Regions from separate parts of the Homo sapiens genome. Here regions 1 and 3 are each linked to region 2. The links are chromatin loops, found by intact Hi-C in ENCODE. Cell type or tissue: PC-3. All regions are shown on one strand. Region 1 overlaps NOS1AP (nitric oxide synthase 1 adaptor protein). Region 2 holds the start of NOS1AP (nitric oxide synthase 1 adaptor protein). Region 3 overlaps NOS1AP (nitric oxide synthase 1 adaptor protein).

Evidence for each region. Hi-C counts contacts between places; a loop is a spot of excess contacts. Peaks named below come from ENCODE experiments on the same cell type or tissue, not always from the same donor. Only the 100,000 strongest peaks of a DNase experiment are listed, where the experiment ranks them.
Region 1: a loop joins it to region 2, with 4 times the contacts of the local background. A loop is called at or near these places in 4 of 110 quality-filtered maps.
Region 3: a loop joins it to region 2, with 4 times the contacts of the local background. A loop is called at or near these places in 15 of 110 quality-filtered maps.

What each region holds. Positions count from the first base shown.
Region 1 is chr1:162,177,790-162,180,289 of GRCh38, forward strand. All of the region lies in intron 2 of NOS1AP (nitric oxide synthase 1 adaptor protein), which reads left to right. Among named protein-coding and RNA genes, the nearest start is that of MIR4654, 22 kb to the left of the region's middle. In PC-3, no CTCF peak of the experiment used is centred here; no DNase peak of the experiment used is centred here.
Region 2 is chr1:162,069,677-162,072,176 of GRCh38, forward strand. NOS1AP (nitric oxide synthase 1 adaptor protein) reads left to right here and starts at 15. Exons shown (of 10, transcript NM_014697.3): 1 at 15-606. The coding sequence starts at 502. RefSeq lists silencers at 1-68, 99-278, 289-348. In PC-3, no CTCF peak of the experiment used is centred here; no DNase peak of the experiment used is centred here; H3K4me3 peaks cover 1,764 bases.
Region 3 is chr1:162,135,659-162,138,158 of GRCh38, forward strand. The region is part of intron 1 of NOS1AP (nitric oxide synthase 1 adaptor protein); the gene reads left to right. All of the region lies in intron 3 of LOC105371475 (a long non-coding RNA gene), which reads right to left. Among named protein-coding and RNA genes, the nearest start is that of MIR4654, 20 kb to the right of the region's middle. RefSeq lists an enhancer at 640-1,839. In PC-3, no CTCF peak of the experiment used is centred here; a DNase peak (open chromatin) is centred at 1,323; H3K27ac peaks cover 552 bases.

The DNA of each region.
Region 1 (2,500 bases), 110 kb after region 2:
ACATTCCACACCAGAATGGCACATTGGTTACAACTGATGAACCTACATTGACACATCATTATCACTCAGAGTTCATAATTGACATGAGGGTTCATTCTTGGTGTTGTGCATTCTGTGGGTTTGGACGAGTGTTTAATGACATGTATCTACCATTATAGTTTCATACAGAATAGTTTCACTGCCATAAAAATCCTCTGTCCCCTGCTTATTCATGCCTTCCTCCTCCTAACCTCTAGCAAACACTGATCTTTTTACTGTCTATAATTTTGCCTTTTCCAGAATGTCATATAGTTGGAATCATACAGTAGGTATGAATGGCTTTTTAGATTGGTTTCTTTCACTTAGTAGTATGCATTTAAGATTCCTCTAGGTCTTATTATGGCTCGATAGCTCATTTTTTTTAGTGCTGATTAATATGCCATTGTCTGGATACACCACAGTTGATTTATTCATTCACCTACTGAAGGACATTTTGGCTGCTTCCAAGGTTTGGAATTATGAATAAAGCTGCCAAGAACATCTGTGAGCAGCTTTTTGTGTGGACATAAGTTTTCATTCCATTTGAATAAAGGTGAAAGACTGTGACTGCTGAATGATGTGCTTGCTAAGAGTATGATTAGTTTTGTATTATTTTATTTAAAAATATGTTTACTGAGTATGTGCCATACACCAAACATGGTGCTAGTTGCTAATATATTATTTAATAATCCTTTTAGCAACCCTATGAAGTAGGGCCTTCCACTTTATAGGTGAGGAGACTCAGGCACAGGAGGGCTAGGTAGCTAGTAAGTGACAGCTGGCACTTACACTCATCCCTCCTGATGCCAGAGCTTTTCCCACTGCGTCATGCCGTCTCTGGAGACCAGCATATAACAGAAGGTGGCATCCACCCAGCTAGAAAGGGCTCATCCAGAAGCACCTCGTTCAGCTCACCAGGGTTGCCCGTCAGTTTATGAACAGTGGAAGAAAAAGGTTTCTTTCTCTGTGTGAAAGTTGTAGCCTTGCCTAGGTGCTCTTATACTTCCTGGATGCTCAGCCTATGCTGGCCTATTTAGATTTAAACTGTTTTCATTCCGAGCATTGTCAAACATACACCAAAGTAAAAAGACTAGTTTAGTCCGTCTTATACCTATCACTCAGGTCCTGGAATTACCAGGATTTTATCATTCTTGCTTTATTTGTTTGTGGGGTTTTTTGGTGGGGGTTGAGGGGGGTGGTGCTGGTGGTTATGTATACTGTTTCTTTTTTGGCTGAAAAATTTTGATAACAGTTTTGTCATTAGCTCATCTCCTGGACCTGTGTGGCATCTCTCCTTTCTTTGCATGAATTTCCTACCATTGTGTATCTCGTAGTTACTGGGTATTTATTTTATGTAACAAATGTTTATATAGTCTTAATCATATGTTACACCCTTTTTTAGTTCCTTAACAAATATTAGCTTGTTTACACCTCATAAAAATCTTACGAAATAGATATGAAAACGATTCTTCTTTTAGAGGTGGTAAAACCAAGGCACAGGGAAGTTGAGTAACCTGCCCTGAGTTACACAGCTAGGAAGCCGGCTAGCTGGCTTTCAAATGCAGGCTGTGGGGTTTTATAATCTGTGTTCTTATTTGTCATGCTGTGCTAGATAAACAACAATTCTACAGCCATTGCCAGTCTGTTCTCTGGTACTGCTAAAGACAGAGGAAGGAAAAAGCTAGTTCTTGCCTGCAGATGCATCCAGTCTGTTGGGAAGACGGACCTGGAAACCAGCATTTGGGGTAAATGCTGCAGCGATTATGCAAAAACAATTCAGTGAGAATGTAAAGAAACATTATGTGAAGCTTCTTGAGAAAGTCCAAGCAGGCTTCACAGAGGCTGTGATCCTTGAACTCAGATCCAGAAGGGTGGATGAGTGGGGAGGGAAATCCTGGACCTAGAGGTGAGAGAGCACAGGGAGGGCTGGAGAGAGATGGACTTGACAGTGGATTTCTCAGGCAATAAGATCATGAAGGCGCTGACTTGCCTGCTAAAAAGCTTTGACCTCATCCTGCTGGTAGTAGTGACCTATTGGTAGATTTTTAGCAGAGAATAAATATGGTGAGGTTTGCAGATTACTAAGCTCTCTCTAGAGGTGATGCAGAGGATGGATTGGGAGGAGAAAAGGCCGGACACCATTTATTAGTGCTGGCTGCTGGCAAGAATGTAGGGGCCTAAACTGGAGCCATGACAGTGGGAATGGAGAGCCTGGATCTGAGAGGTGAGGACCAGCATTATGCAGGTGTTCATTATCTGGATTTCTGAATGATATGTTACCTAGGAAAGCAACAGTGATCATAACATCCAAATATTCACCAATGAAGCCATCACTTACAGAAACAATCCCTGTGGCAAATGCACCCGGTGACCTCCAATGTGCCAGGCCCTTGTGTAGCCTCCTCCATGATGTGTTATTTTATTTTTATTTATTTATTTTATTTATTTATTTTTTGAGACAGAGTGTCGCTCTGTCGCCCAG
Region 2 (2,500 bases):
CCTGGGCCCGCCCCACAGGAGGAGCCGCTCGCTGGCGGCTGATCCAGCGTCTCCGTGACAGGCACCCTGCTCCGCCGCCACCGCCACCGCCACCGCCACCGTCGCCTTTTCTTCTTCGTCCCGGGCGGTGCGTTCCACTGCTCTGGGGCCGGCGCCGCGCCCAGTCCCGCTTCGGGCCGCAAGCCCCACCGCTCCCCTCCCCGGGCAGGGGCGCCGCGCAGCCCGCTCCCGCCGCCACCTCCTCCCCTGCCGCCCTCCTAGCCGGCAGGAATTGCGCGACCACAGCGCCGCTCGCGTCGCCCGCATCAGCTCAGCCCGCTGCCGCTCGGCCCTCGGCACCGCTCCGGGTCCGGCCGCCGCGCGGCCAGGGCTCCCCCTGCCCAGCGCTCCCAGGCCCCGCCACGCGTCGCCGCGCCCAGCTCCAGTCTCCCCTCCCCGGGGTCTCGCCAGCCCCTTCCTGCAGCCGCCGCCTCCGAAGGAGCGGGTCCGCCGCGGGTAACCATGCCTAGCAAAACCAAGTACAACCTTGTGGACGATGGGCACGACCTGCGGATCCCCTTGCACAACGAGGACGCCTTCCAGCACGGCATCTGCTTTGAGGCCAAGGTGAGGGGGCTCCGGGGAGGGTGCTACCTGTGGTGGCGGTTGGGGGGGCATGTTTGAGCGGATGGGATGCACAGCCGTCCTGGACCCAGAGCTGGCGGGCTAGGCCGATTTGGGGGCCTTTCTCTTAGGGAGGGTAACTCTCCCTTCTGAGTCTATAATTCCGCGGGCTCCTGCCCAGAACTGCTCAAGAGCAACTGCAAAGTTTGAGCGGTATTGCCTCACCTCCCCCTTCCCACCTGCAGACTCCCCCATCCTTACCCGCCTAGGACTGGATTGAGTTACTTCCCGGATCCCTCCTCCAGAGGAGAAGCCGGCAAGTGAGCTCAGCCTGGGCACCTGGTCGTTTAGAATCGGTTTAAGGAAGCTCTGGTGTTATTTACCTGCTGGGCTCCCAGGGAGAGGTGCTTTCAGGAAGGTCTTTTAAAAGAGGAATGCCTGCTTCCTAATTGAAGAAAAGAATCCAGATTTTTTTTTTTTAAACTCCAGGTAACCGGGTCTAGGTGTCAGAGTCACTTCCTAAATGGCTAATTTGCCAGACTCCTCTGCATGTGCCAGTCACTGAAGGGAGTGGTGAAAGCTACCCATTTGCTAGTTTTGTGGCTTAATGTTAAGTTTCAGCATCTAGTAGGGAACTGTTGCTGAAGAATTTAGCAGAGATGACTGGAATTTCAGCGCTGAGGTCGGAGCCCCAGGTCCACCGTTGGGGGAGGGGTGGAGCAGAAGCCTCGGCCCTGGACCATCAGGTGTGAGCAAGGCTGACTCCCTGTGATGCACCTCCCTGAGTGAGGAGTTCTGGCTTCTGAAACTGCAGTGGCGGTTCCCACTGCCCATCAGCAGGAAAGAGTGCTTTTTCTGTGGAACAGTGTTCTGCTCTTCCTTCAAGCCACTTGACCTCCTCTGTGACGTAGAGAGACCCAGGGACTTTCGGCACCTACAGTGTGCCTGTAGGTGGAAAAGTATTGTCCCTCTAAGTAGGCTGGGTCTTGCTGGTTTTGAAAACGTTGTACTTTGGATGTGGCGACAGTTTGACTCTTTGTTCTCTTTCTCTTTCTTGATGGTGTACGTGCAGGCTGTTAGCATCTCACGAAAGGATTATTCCATCAGGTGTCTTCTTCCTTCAATTCACACATTTTTCGAGTATCTGACATGTGCCCAGTGTGGTCAGTTTCTTTAGATTTTTTTCTTTCTCATGTATATGGGTGAATTGGTGAAGCTCACCTTTTTTTCCCCCTGAATAACCTTATCCCAGCCATATTTGCTGGAGCTAGGAGAACTGCCCCGCTTAGTCCCCCGAAACATTAAACCCTGCCGTGGAATGCAGAGCTGAATTACTGGGTATGGCTGGGACAGAGTGGGGCTGCAGCCAAGATCTTATCTTAGTTCTCTCATCTCTCAGAATAGACCTGGTCGGTGGGTCTAAGATGGGATGCTTGGGTTAATTTTTGCCCAGGCCTGTTGATTTGGTGAGCAGAGGTTTTTATTTTAAAGTATGAGTTTTCATCAGGGTCATGATTTAATTTTCTTGGACATACATAAACTGGGAAATTGGCTTGTGTTTTGTTTGGTTCAGCAGTACCCTATTTTACAAGTAAGAGGGTAAGAAGGGAGATAAGATTTAAAGTGTTTTTAAGGCTAAGCATGGTGGCTATTGCCTGTAATTCCAGCACTTTGGGAGGCCAAAGTGGGAGGATCGCCTGAGCCCAGGAGTTAGAGACTGCAGTGAGTTATGATTGCACCACTGCACTCCACCCTGGGTGACAGAATGAGACCCTGTCTCAGATAGATAGATAGATAGATAGATAGATAGATAGATAGATAGATAGATAGATAGAAAGTGTATTTTAAGCCTTTTTATTTTATCACAGTTCAGTCCTCTGCATTTGGTCCCTAAAAC
Region 3 (2,500 bases), 66 kb after region 2:
AAAGCATGAGGGTGACTTGAACACTTCTGACCTCTGGAAACTCGGGGACGGTGAATTTCAAGACCAAAAGTGGCAAAGAGGCTGACTTACTTTTGGGAACATTAAAGGCCTCCATCTAAATGAACTTTGTGCATGTAGTGGACCACGTTTCATTTGATTCACCCATGTTACTTAAATTTGTTTAGGAATGGAATATTGTAATTGATTATTTTGTAGTGGGAATTTTAAGCATTTAAAAAATTTGTTAAAAATTTATTTTTTATTGACTTTCCTGTGTATGTACAACTGTTGTCTAGTGTTGTAGAGGAATATGATTTAGGTGTATAATACAATTTAGAATCCTGAGATTCTGGGAGTCTAGTGAAAGCTATGTTATAGAAGCAAGTGAAAACATTGAAATAACCCGAGTTAGTACTATAAAAATGGCCTCAACAAATGCTGTACATCATTCTTCAGAGGAGCAGGGTACTGCTATGGTGTGGAGTAGTCAGGGAGTGCTTCACAGGGAAGAAAATGCAATTTGAGCTGTGTCTTGAAGTGGGGTAGAATTTGAAGAGGTATAATAAAGAAAGGTAGTTCTGGGGCAGGAAAACAGCTACTGAGATGGGGATTCTTTATTTATTTATTTATTTTTTAATGTATGGTGTTATTTGACCAAGTATTTTATGATATAGATCTAGGCTCATGATCCTCCAACTCCCTTAATCTTATCTAACCTCTTCTAATTCTTTGAATACCTACCATGTATTCAGTATTGGGCTGGATACAAAAGAAATGCAAGACATCATTCTTTTCTTTATGGAGCTTCAGTCTTGTAGATTACCGTATCATATGGAAAAACATAGAACCAGCAGCAGTTTTTGGAAATGAGAATGTAAAATTAGAACTTCAGATTCTGTCTTGCTGGTATGATACCCTGGGCTTACTCTCATTCTCTCACTGCTTTCCAGATGTGTCCTTTTTCTTTTCTCATGTGCTGCAGAGGTGGGTAAATAGGGTACTCTCTACCTTTCATGACAGGAAATTCAATGTCAGGTGATTTGCCAAAGTTTAGAGACAAGTTGGTGGAAGAACCACAGTGAGATGTTTGTGTTTTTGTGTGTTTGTTTAAAAATTGCTTCTCAGCTGGCTGTAGTATGAAGGGAGTTGCCTTGGAGCATACAGAAGTACCTCCTAGCTTTTCTGGGGTGAATACTGCCCTTCCAAACATGCTCTGGTATTTTAGAAAGAGGTGTAATACATCAGGTCAACCAGAGTGCAGGTCAGAGTGCAGCAGCTCTGAGTCTGTTGCTGAGGAATTAGTGACTCATATGAAAAGCACCTCGGACTTGCTCATGAAGATTCTGAGATCCTCGTCAACTTGGTACTTGATCTCTGAATTTCCGTTCTACCCTCAGTCCTCTTGGGCCTTGGTTTTAGTGGAGGTAGGAGCTGAGAGTTGGAGTTGATCTTCGTTTGCTTCTTTGACTTTGTCTTTGATGGACCCCCCTGTCACAGATTAGGAGACAAAGCACGATTTGCATTTGCACTCAGCCTCCTGCAAAAATGCCATTTCTCAACATTTTCTTTCCATCTATCTCTTCTTTGTCAGTTTCAGCCTCTCAGCCACATTGATAAGCACATTCAAATTCTGGGCCACTCCTGCCACCCTGTGAGCCGTTTGTCTGTCCCTCTGCACTTCTGCAGCACTATTGATTTGCCGTTTGCTTGCACTTTAACTGGATCTGGATTGGCGTGTGCCTCTGGAAGGTTTTCCATCTATTGATCAGAGTTAATGGTACCCATCACCATGGTTTCTAGGATTGCTGTCTGGGATCAGCACAGTGTTGTTGCTAACCATTTTTTTGCCATGAAGCTGAGGCAGTCCAGGGACTCTGAGGCACTTAGAAGTAAACCTCAGAGCTCTGTTTTTCTTTTCAGAAATCTGTATGTGAGGATCTTTTTCTGCCCTTTCTCTGCTTGATTTCAAAATCCATCTTCTTCTTGTTCAGTTGCCTGCTCCTCATTCTGCTGTCTGACGGATGAAAAAACTCATGCCTTGTCTCCTGTGTGGTTGCTCAGGGTCTCCCTTGAGCCTTCAGTTATGCACATGCGTACACACACACATGTAATTGGGTCTCGCTGTGTTGCTGTATACCTAGACGGGCATTTCTCTTGTGGCTGCTCATATTGCTATCCTTCCTACATAGCCACTTAGGAATCCACAGACAGAGCAACCTCCTTAACAGAAAGCAAGCAAGCGGTGATTGGCTTGGAGTGTGTATGTAAGCATATATGGGTCTGTGAGAGAATACTAGGTGGGTAAGAGGGGGTGCTGGTGTGGTCAGTGAAGCCACTGTCAGTACCTCACATTAAATGTTAAATGTAACCCCAGGAAACAGGATACATTGACACCTTTTTTTAAAAATGCATAATCTGTTGATTTGGTAAATAACTCTAGTTGGTGTAGCAGATATGCACAGTGTATTGGTAGCCAATTGCCTCAAAACCTAACAGCTTA